Regions from separate parts of the Homo sapiens genome. Here region 2 is linked to region 1. Evidence: read pairs that join two places in POLR2A ChIA-PET (ENCODE). Cell type or tissue: Caco-2. All regions are shown on one strand. Links, peaks and the distances in the headings refer to the core of each region. The heading gives the core; the rest is flanking DNA.

Region 1 (5,371 bases), core at 78-5,077:
AGCCTGGCCAACATGGTAAAACCCTGCCTCTACTAAAAATCCAAAAATTAGCCAGACACAGTGGCACATGCCTGTAATTCCAGCTACTCAGGAGGCTAAGGCAGGAGAATCTCTTGAACCCGGGAGGCAGAGGTTGCAGTGAGCCAAGATCATGCCACTGCACTCCAGCCTGGGTGACAGAGCAAGACTCTGTCTCAAAAAAAAAAAAAAATTGCTGTACTAGGTGACCACCACCATTTAATATATTTAATAATGTTGGTATCAACAGAAAGCAGTAAACATAATTAGGGAATTTGCTCTTTTTTTTTTTTTTTTTGAGATGGAGTTTCACTCTTGTTGCCAATGCTGGAGTGCAATGGTGCGATCTCAGCTCACCGCAACTTCTACCTCCCAGGTTCAAGAGATTCTCCTGCCTCAGCATCCCAAGTAGCTGGGATTACAGGCATGCACCACCACGCCTGGCTAATTTTTTGTATTTTTAGTAGAGACAGGGTTTCTCCATGTTGGTCAGGCTGGTCTTGAACTCCCAACCTCAGGTGATCTGCCCGCCTCTGCCTCACAAAGTATGGGATTACAAGCATGAGCCACCACGCCTGGCTGGAACTTGCTCTTTATATTCTGTACAGAATCCTTAGTCATTCACTGGAGCTGATAGGTTTAACAGTTTTGAACCCTGGCTCCTTGCCTTGTACTTTTCAGATCAGAAGCAATGTTTAAACGTCATCTCTTTGATCTGTCACCCAGCCCTAGCCTTTGCCAAAATCAGAGCCCCTCAGTATTAGGTTTCTTACTTTAATTTTTCATTCTTTGCTCTCTTTAAATTATGAAATATAACAAACAGGCAGAAAAGTACATAGAAAATGGCAAACCACCTTAAGTCCTCAACATGCATGCAGCCTGGTGCAGTGGTGCAAGTAAGTGCAGGTTCTCAGGTAGGTCCAGCCCAGATAGTACCCCTTAGTAGTATGGACCGACCCTGGAGCAAGTGTTTCACCTCTTTCTCTTTTTAAAAATAGCTTTACTGAGATATAATCACGCACTATAAAATTCACCCTTTGAAGTATATTCTCAGAGTTATACAATTATCACCACTATCTAATTCCGGAACATTTTCATCATCCCCTCAAAAAGCCCTTACCTTTTAGCAATCATTCCCCATTTCTCCCTCCCCTCAGCCCTTGGCAACCAACAATCTATTTTCCGTCTCTATGGATTTGCCTATTCCGGATATTTCATAAAAATGGAATTTACAGTATGTTCCCTTGCATGCCTTTCACTTTACATAATGATTTCAAGGTCATCCACACTGTAGCATGCGTCAGTACTTCATTCCTTTTTAACATCTGCATAATATTCCATTTTATTCATTGTATTTATCCATTCCTATCCATATTTATCTGTTTATCCTTTGGTGGACATTTGAGTTGTTTCCACTTTGGGGCGATTATGAGGTGATTATGAATAATGCAGCTGTGAACATTTGTGTACCTGTTTTTTGTTTTGCTTTGTTTTTGAGACAGAGTCTTGCTGTGCTTGCCCTGTCATCCAGGCTGGAGTGCAGTGGCACAGATCTCGGCTCACTGCAACCTCCACCTCCCAGATTCAAGCAATTCCCCTGCCTCAGTCTCCCAAATAGCTGGGATTACAGGCACCCGCCACCGTGCCCGGCTCATTTTTTTCTTTTTTAATTTTTAGTAGAGATGGGGTTTCGCCATGTTGGCCAGGCTGGTCTCGAGCTCCTGACCTCAGGTGATCCACCCGCCTCAGCGTCCCAAAGTGCTGGGATTACAGGCGTGAGCCACTGCACCTGGCCTGTGTACCCACTTTCTGGGGACACATGTTTTCACTTCTCTTAGGCATATACCCAGGAGTGGAACTACTGGATAATGTAGTAACTCTATGTTTACCCTTTTGTAGAATTGCCAGATAGTTTTCCAAAACTGTTTCACCATGTTACAATTCTACTTAATCTTGATGACCCTCAATTTCCTCATCCATAACGGGGATAATAATAGTGCCTACGTCTGAGGGATTTAGGATAAAGAGTAGATTCATAAAAGCACTTGTTATAAGTAATATACTAAGTGCTTAGCTAGCTCTTAAATCTGGATGGGGGATAATAATAACACTGATAAATGTTATTTATTTCTTATCCTATTTCTGAAGTTTATTTTTATTTATTAGATGAATTGAAATATTTGTTGCTAATAATTCATAAAGCAGTATAATAAATGAAAACTTCAAATTTCATTAGTTGTTTTTTGTACTTTAATTATTAAAAGTCAGATATGTCCTTGGAAGGAATAGGTAAAGGCATGGCTCCCTGCTGGCTTAGTCCTCTCTGTTCAACAACATATTAGAAGGAATGGAATAGGTAGTTTTCTTCTCCTTTTTTTTTTTTTTTTTTTTTGAGACAGAGTCTTGCTCTGTCGCCAGCTTGGAGTGCAGTGGCATGATCTTGGCTCACTGCAACCTCTGCCTCCTGGGTTCAAGCGATTCTTCTGCCTCAGCCTCCTGAGTAGCTGGGACTACAGGAGCATGGCACCACGCCCAGCTAATTTTTGTATTTTTAGTAGAGATGGGTTTTCACCATTTTGGCCAGGATGGTCTTGATCTCTTGACCTCATGATCCACCCACCTCGGCCTCCCAGAGTGCTGGGATTACAGGCATGAGCCACCGCACCCGGCCTCTTCTTTTTTCTTTTTTTTTTAAGAGTTTAGTATGCATAGGGCAAAATCAAAGCCTTGCTGTTACTGTACCACCCTCACCCTTCACAATTCTCCATTCTTTCATTCAAAGATGAGAGAACAGACTTCATGGTGCCTTTCCACCACCACCTCCCAAGAGTTCCTGTCTGCAGAAGTCCTTGTGCCAGTGAAATTGATTAAGAAATAGGAATGCCATCTTTTAAAAGGGCCCAGCACAGCCTGTAATCCCAGCACTTTGGGAGGCCGAGGTGGGTGGATCACAAGGTCAGAAGTTCAAGACCAGCCTGGCCAAGATGGTAAAACTCCATCTCTACTAAAAATACAAAATTAGCCAGGCGTGGTGGCGGGCAGCTGTAATCCCAGCTGCTTAGGAGGCTGAGGCAGATAATTGCTTAAACCCGGGAGGCGGAGGTTGCAGTGAGCCCAGGTCACGCCACTGCACTCCAGCCTGGGTGACAGAACGAGACTCTGCCTTAAAAAAAAAAAAAAAAAAAAAGGCCAGGCACAATGGCTTGTGCCTCTAATCCCAGCACTCTGGGGGAGGCTGACTTGGGAGGATCACTTGAGGTGAGGAGTTTGAGACCAGCCTGGGCAACATAGTAAGACCTTGTCTCTACAAAAAAAAAAAAAAAAGTTTTTTTCTTTAATTAGCCAGGTGTGATGGCATGTGCCCACAGTCCTAGCTACTTGGGTGGCTGAGGTAGGAGTATCCCTCAAGCCCAGGAGTTTGAGGCTGCAGTGAACCATGATCACACCACTGCACTCCAGCCTGAGTGATGGAGTAAGACCCTGTCTCGGATGGATGGATGGATGGATGGATGGATGGATGGATGGATGGATGGATGGATGGATAGAAAAGTTTATACTGGAGGATATTGGTTAAGGAGAAGGATAGCAAGAGCTATTTGTGGAGGATTGATTTTTGGAAAGTTTATTAAATTGAGTTAAAATTAGAGATGGGAGAAAGAAGCCGGTTTTGTAAGTTTAAGGTAACAGTAAGAACAGTAGTGAGTACTTACAGAGCACCTGCTCTTAGCTAGATACTGTTTTAGGTATGTACATAAAACTAATTCATTCTTACAGCAGCCCCCTAAGGGGCATAAGTATTATTATTCCCATTGTACAAATAAGAAAACTGAGGCACAGAGAGGCTTAACAGGCTGTCTTTGGCAGAACCGTATTTAGGTGAGTTCAGCATCATCTCTAAAAGTTTAACCCCAGTTTAGAGACTTTGGCCCTGGGATGGGGGGTAGGATGGAGAATCGGAATTACAAAATGCTTTAAATTATACATATGAATCCAGCAGACCAAATCTGCTGGATTCATATTATTCATATTATGCATAATATTATTCATATTAACCCCCTACTCCCACCCCACACTAGAATTCATTCACTGAGTTGGCAGATACACAGTGGGCCTTCTAATGTCAGACACTACTCTCCACTGCAGTTTAGCTAGGGCAAGACCTTGGTCACAGTGTTCTACAAGTCTTCAGAGAGAGAGTAATGTTTTTCTTTGTTATAGTTTATATTTTACTTTTAGAAAGGAAAAGCATCTGAGAAAAGATATTTATGACTGAGACAAAATTATTCCAAATCCCACTCACTTATATCATTTATTTATGTGGTGGACATTCATTTTTATGGTTTTCAGTAAGCCTGTAACATTATGAGCTATTAGACTTTGAAACTTTTATTAACAAGTGCCTGAGGGCCCGACTGATTTATTTGGCTCTCCAAGCCCATGGGTATATCCAGATATATAAGGTTGAGGTAGGTGCTTTATGCCTTCAGAAAGTACAGGGTTCTGCATCCAGGGCTGTCTTAGGTTGTTCTGAAATGTCTGTGAACACAGAGTGCAACTCAGCCGAGCTCAAATAGTTCTCATCTTTGGCCTAAAAATAAGATTGTGAATCCATTTCCCAGTCTTTAGAGAATCCCCTGTGATGATTTACCAAAGAACAAACTACTTCCCTTGTCTGAGCATCACGCACTGAAATTGGAGCTGCCCGTAAATAAGCAGAAGATGGCGGGTACTGGGGACAGAGGTACAGTCTTTGTAGATGCAGAGTAGCGTTCGATGGCTAGATGAATGCCAGTTAGAAGGATGAATGCCGGTTAGATGAATGCTACTCATATCAGGCATGTGGACATAGCCTGATAATGGGGTGAAGAGTTGTGACATGTATGAAGAAAAATACTACTTAACTGCCAGGCACGCTGGCTCACGCCTGTAATCCCAGCACTTTGGGAGGCCGAGGCGGGCAGGTCACCTGAGGTCAGTAGTTCAAGACCAACCTGGCCAACATGGTGAAACCCCATCTCTACTAAAAAAAATTAGCCAGGCGTGGTGGTGAGTGCCTGTAGTCCCAGGTACTCAGGAGGCTGAGGCAGGAGAATCGCTTGAACTCGGGAGGCAGAGGCTGCAGTGAGCCGAGATCATGCCACTGCACTCCAGCCTAGGCGACAGAGTGAGACTCCGTCTCAAAAAACAAACAAACAAAAAACCACTACATAGCTTCTAGGTGTTATTCACGTAACTGGGAGAACAGTTGGTTTTTTCCTAAACTGGGTGTTTAGAATTTATAATGATAATCTCAGTAAGTCATCTCATATTTCACATATAGATAATTTTCAGTTTAACAGTAAAATAAAAATGA
Region 2 (5,371 bases), core at 75-5,074, 2.0 Mb before region 1:
TGATGAGGCCTTTGGCCACAATCTGGGGATGAATCTGCATTCACCCCTTCCCTGTCTGTGCCTGTGGCTCCTGCCTTGCCGAGGGGAGGGGCTTTACCTGAGTTCCTCAGAACCCTCCCTGCCTTGCCTCACCACCAGGTCCCTGCGCTGCCCACAGCACACAGATGAGCAGAGGCGAACCGTACGGATTTATTTTCTCGGGCCCTCGGCGTAAGTGGCCCTACAGGAAGGGTGGGGGGTTGTGACCAGTTAGGGCGATGATCACTATCTCTAAAGCCCTTCTTTGGCTCATCCCCTTTCCAGTGTCCTTCCAGAGGTCGAGAGCTCCCTGGATAATGACAGCTTTGACATGACTGACAGCCAGGCCCTGATCAGCCGGCTTCAGTGGGACGGCTCCTCTGACCTCTCACCCTCTGATTCAGGCTCCTCCAAGACGAGTGAAAATCAGGGATGGGGTCTAGGTACGTGATGCAGTTGGGCCCTAGGGGCTCTGTGCCCAAAGCCATGGGGGTGCCACCTCTCCTGCCATAACCATACTCTCATCCCTTGTGTCTCTTTCTCTACAGGTACCAACAGCTCTGAGTCACGGAAAACCAAGAAAAAGAAATCCCATCTGAGCCTGGTAGGGACTGCCTCCGGCCTAGGTTCCAACAAGAAGAAGAAGCCAAAGCCACCGGCACCCCCGACGCCCAGCATCTATGATGACATCAACTGACTTGGGTGCAAGGGATAGCCTTTGGCTGAGCAGAGCCCTCTCTCCTGACCCCCACCCAGGTGGCATAGCCTGGCAAATGGACGGCTGCTGGGGGTTGGGGCTTGGGAAGCTTGGTGGGCCAGGCAGGCAGAGGATCCGATTATGCGCCCCTGGGGGGTGTCAAAGTCCTCTGCAATGGAGCACGACTCCTCGGCGTGCAGGACTCAGACCTGGACATATTATGCCTTGGACATAAGTTTGGTGGGGAGGCGGTTTTCCTATTTATTCTGTGAGTTACTGGATGTCCAGCTAGGCCAGGGGCCTGACCTGGGCACTGTGCCAGGGCACTGCCTGCCCCCCACCCCAGGAACTGGACTAAGCCCTGCTGAGGGGCAATGTGGCGACCCGGGAGGCTGTGGGTTGGAAGCTGAGCCTGGAGGGGGCCTGCCTCGGCCGCCCTCAGCAATGTGAATGGGTCCGGTGCTTGGAGCTGAGGGGCAAGGCTGGGCATGTCCTGTCTGTGTGCAGAATCTTATCAAATGCCCCCAGTCCCAGGGGTAGGCAGGCACAGAGTGCTGTCTGCTGAGGTGGGCGTCCAGAACTGCCGCCACCTTCCCTGCCCCTCACAGGGGCAGCCCTTTCCCCTCAGTCCCCATGGGCCTCCTTGGCAGCAGGAGCTGTCCTTTTGTTGGGTGCCAGGAAAGGGCCTCCAGCCTCTACAGCTTCAAGGAATGGGAAAGGGAGGGTAGGAAGAGGGAGAAGTGTCAGAATTCCTCCCCCTGCCTCTCCTCCCTGACCCAGGGCTGGTGAGGAGTGGGGCCCCAAGGTGAGAGGGAACGGTGCTGCTTTATTTGAAATGTTTTCTTACCTCATTCCCTGCCCCAGGAAGGGACCCAGCCTCACCCTCCTGGGGTGGCCCCGTGTTCCTCCTGCCCACCCTGCCCCACTGCCCTACCGGGGCAGCCCAGGTTCCCAACTGCTGCTTCCACCCCCTTCACCTTGACTGGCTTCAGTTCCTCTCAGCGCTCCTGCCTCCAAAGCGTGCCCTGTTTCCCTTCCTTAGCGCTTTTAAGTTATTTATTCTGTACTTGTGGTTTGGGGCTCTGAGGAAAATCCTAATCTTGTGCCTCTCCCCCTTTGCTAGGAGTTGGGTGGGAAGAGAGGGTGGCCTCTGTGCCCCAGGTTGTCAGTGGAGGGGAAGGGGTGTCACTGCCCCTCTGTGGGACTGTCATGCCAGTGTGCCCACCTGCCTGGTCTACATCCTAAAGAGATGTACCGTCCCCCCTCCATGCGGGCACCACCACTCCCAGGAGCCAAGCTGGAGGACCGCGACCTGGGCTGGGAGCAGAGCTGACTGACATGGGTGGAGGTGACCCTGAGCCAAGTTCTCTGGCACTTGCTGGACATGTCCCCTACCCTCTTCCCAAGAGGAGCCATCCCACATTTGGGTAGTTAGTACCCAGGACTGGTTGGACTGATCGGGTTAGGGACCCTAGAGGGTTAAGGGAACAACAGAGATGGGGCTGCAATGCCCTGTCTGGAACTCCGCTCTCCCGCTGGGGTGGTTCTGATTGTGGCTCATGCCTGGTTGCAAATTGGTTTTTAACCCACAAATTGTGATTATTTTTTAAAAAGCCAAACAGATTTTGGCAGGAGTTAGAATAAATCCCGGGGCCTGGGCTTCTCTATTCTTGGCCCTCCGTAGTCTCCCTCCGAGAGGAGGCCAGAGGGAGAGGAGGATCTCAGCAGGCCTCTAGCCGCTTCCAGATGCAGTCTGGGGAGTGGGCTGAAGGTGAAGGGAGGAAGGCTGTGGGCCACTCTCCCTTCTGAGAGGCAGCTGCAGCTCAGGCCCTAATACACTCTTTGCCCTGTGGCCTCTCCCTTTTCCCCCCTTCTGGTTGGAGGAGGGAGAAGTGGGAAGTAGCTTGGGAACTGGTTTGTCCACATAAACTTCCCCATTGTTCCTTGGCCCGCCCTCAGGGCAGAGCCCCCTGCCCAGGCTGGGTAAGAGATGGGCTTGGTCCAGCAGGGACCCTGAGGGAACAAACCCTTTTCCTTCTGGGGAGAGAGTGCCCCCCCTACCATGTAGTTGAACAGGGGCTAGGAGCTCCCCACTCCCCTCCCTCTAACAGCAGGCTGTGTGGGTTTCAATTCCCATCCTTCCCACCCCGGCTAGGTGTCGTCCACCCTGTATCCTGTGTCTGAGTGTGTGTGGGGGGGTTCTGTACTAATTTCCATGGCCGGTGGCTTTTCCTTCCATGCATCACTCCCCCCCGCATGCCCAGGGGCCACCCGCCTGGCATTACCGCATGCTGGGGTCATTGGGGGAGGGGGGTGGGGCTCACGCTGTCCTGTGGTCTTGAGATTTTTATTTTTGCATATGTAATCCATTCTGTACAGGTAGCTAACTTTGTAAACGCTGTGTATTCCCTCTGCCCCCATGGCTGCTGGTGTAAATAAACTGCATCTCCCGTTGGTAGCCCCGGCCTACCTACTCTCATTACCATTTTCCTGGGGGCAGCGCAAAGCCATTCTCTGTCACAGAAAGAGGCTGCAGGACCACAAAATGGAACTTTATTCAGTCACAGACACTGACCCTCCAATAGCCCCAGAAGCAAGAGCCTAGGGCCCAGCAATCCATACCCAGTCCTTGGAGTTGGGCAGGGTAGGACGCTGGCCAAGGGCCAGTGCTGTCTCTTGCTTACAGCCTGAGGACTACGGGAGCAGCAGCTGTGGCCTGGCCGCTCCCAATGCTGGGGGCTTGGCTTGGTGCCCCATCCCCTTCCTGACTGAGCTCTATGAAGGACTCTTAAAAAAATAAAATAAAATGCAAGCAAAGTGCTTTGAAAGAAGGGAGGACACCCTATTCCTGCTAAGGGGTAGAGGAAGAAGGTGAAGGCGGCTAGGTGCCCATAAGAGAAGGCTGGCACAATCTTCATTCCCGCCAGTGTGATTTCAGTCTCAAAAGATGAGTATTTGGCTGAGAAATGGAAGGATACTCCAGGCTCCCTACGGAGTTGTGCTGGGGCCATGCTGAGCTGCCCTTGCAGGCAGCCCTGGGTGCTGGGGGCAGACATGCAGGACACTGGGAAGAGTCAGAACCACAGGTGGGAGGGAATCTCAGAGCCCAGGCTCCCCACTGAGCTTGGCCAGCAGCTTTGAACTCCTTCAGAGGACCCTAAAAGTGAAGGAAGATGACATCCTCATTTCTACCTGAGTTGTGCTCGCACGGGAGGGACATCTGTACTCCTGTGGATGAGAAGGGGAGGCCGCATACTTGCCTCCTGTGTCCTATGGAGGAGATTTCCATCACATCCTTTCCACCCCTCCCTCCCCGGCCCTTGGGCCCAGCTCTGGCCAGGAAAAGTGGGGAGGCCGTAAAGGAGAAAGACCATGCCTTTCATTTTCTTCCTATGTCCTTATCGTCCATACATCCCAAATACTAGGAAGCTGAAGAAGACGGTGACTCCCACCAGGGAGACAGTGGCAGGTGCTGTGAAGAATTGGCGGTAATTGATTCGGAAGTACCAGACCACACCCAACAGCACCACAAAGACAGGCACCATGAGGCTGCCCACATTGACACCAAGGCTGGGTGGCTCAGTGGCCGAGGGGGCCAAGGAGGCTGAGGGGCCTGGAACAGCTGACCCTGGGGGTGAGCGGTGGCAGTGAATCACACAGTTGTCGGTAATGTTCAGAGAACGCAGTGTGCGGGCTGGGTCTTGTAGCAGGCGGCCCTGGTAGATCAGTTTCATCTGGCTTTCTTGTCCAGGGAAGTATTTGCTGTAAGGATGAAAGACATGGAAGAAAAGATAGAGGGTGAGGAATGAGAAGGCAAACAGGCCTGGACCAACAAAGCAGGGGAGTGGGGAAAAACTGGAGGGTGGATTTTTTTTTCCCTCATCTTTATCCTTTTTTTTTTTTTTTTTTTTTTGAGACGGAGTCTCACTCTGTTGCCAGGCTGGAGTGCAGTGGCGCGATCTCGGCTCACTGCAACCTCTGCCTCCCGGGTTCAAGCAATTCTCCTGCCTCACCCTCCCGAGTAGCTGGGACTACAGGAGTGCGCCACCATGCCCAGCTAATTTTTGTATTTTTTTTTTTAGTAGAGACAGGGTTTCACCATGCTGGCCAGGATGGTCTTGATATCTTGACCTTGTGATCTGCCCGCCTTGGCCTCCCAAAGTGCTGGGATTACAGGCGTGAGCCACCGCGACAGGCCCCCCTCATCTTTATCCTTAACTAATGAGGGGTGTATTTGTTTGTTTTGTTTTTTTAGATGGAGTCTCACTCTGTCGCCCAGGCTGGAGTGCAGTGGCGCAATCTCGGCTCACTGCAACCTCCACCTCCTGGGTTCAAGCGATTCTCCTGCCTCAGCCTCCTGAGTAGCTGGGATTGCAGGCGTGCGCCACCACGCCCGGCTGATTTTTGTATGTTTAGTAGAGATGGGGTTTCACCATGTTGGTCAGGCTGGTCTCGAACTCCTAACCTCGTGATGCACCCGCCTCGGCCTCCCAAAGTCCCGGGAGCCACTGCACCCGGCCTGAAGGGTGTATTTCTAAGAAAGTATCTACCTGCCCTTGGTAGGGGCTGGATCTTACACTTTGCTGCAGCTCCCATGTCTGCACCAGCCTCCTTAGAGGCAACCAAGGGCTGGGGGATGAGCACAAGCAGCTTCCC

What was found. ChIA-PET counts read pairs that join two places held together with the same protein. Peaks named below come from ENCODE experiments on the same cell type or tissue, not always from the same donor. Only the 100,000 strongest peaks of a DNase experiment are listed, where the experiment ranks them.
Region 2: POLR2A ChIA-PET joins it to region 1 with 11 read pairs; 2 of 35 experiments call an interaction of 5 or more read pairs at or near these places.

What each region holds. Positions count from the first base shown.
Region 1 is chr17:42,236,286-42,241,656 of GRCh38, reverse strand. The region is part of intron 1 of STAT5B (signal transducer and activator of transcription 5B); the gene reads left to right. Among named protein-coding and RNA genes, the nearest start is that of STAT5B, 37 kb to the left of the region's middle. In Caco-2, for the core only: no CTCF peak of the experiment used is centred there; no DNase peak of the experiment used is centred there.
Region 2 is chr17:44,189,607-44,194,977 of GRCh38, reverse strand. TMUB2 (transmembrane and ubiquitin like domain containing 2) reads right to left here. Exons shown (of 4, transcript NM_001076674.3): 4 at 3,049-4,477. The coding sequence ends at 4,114. ATXN7L3 (ataxin 7 like 3) reads left to right here. Exons shown (of 13, transcript NM_001382309.1): 11 at 139-210; 12 at 304-461; 13 at 567-3,173. The coding sequence ends at 715. Among named protein-coding and RNA genes, the nearest start is that of TMUB2, 5.3 kb to the right of the region's middle. In Caco-2, for the core only: no CTCF peak of the experiment used is centred there; a DNase peak (open chromatin) is centred at 2,597.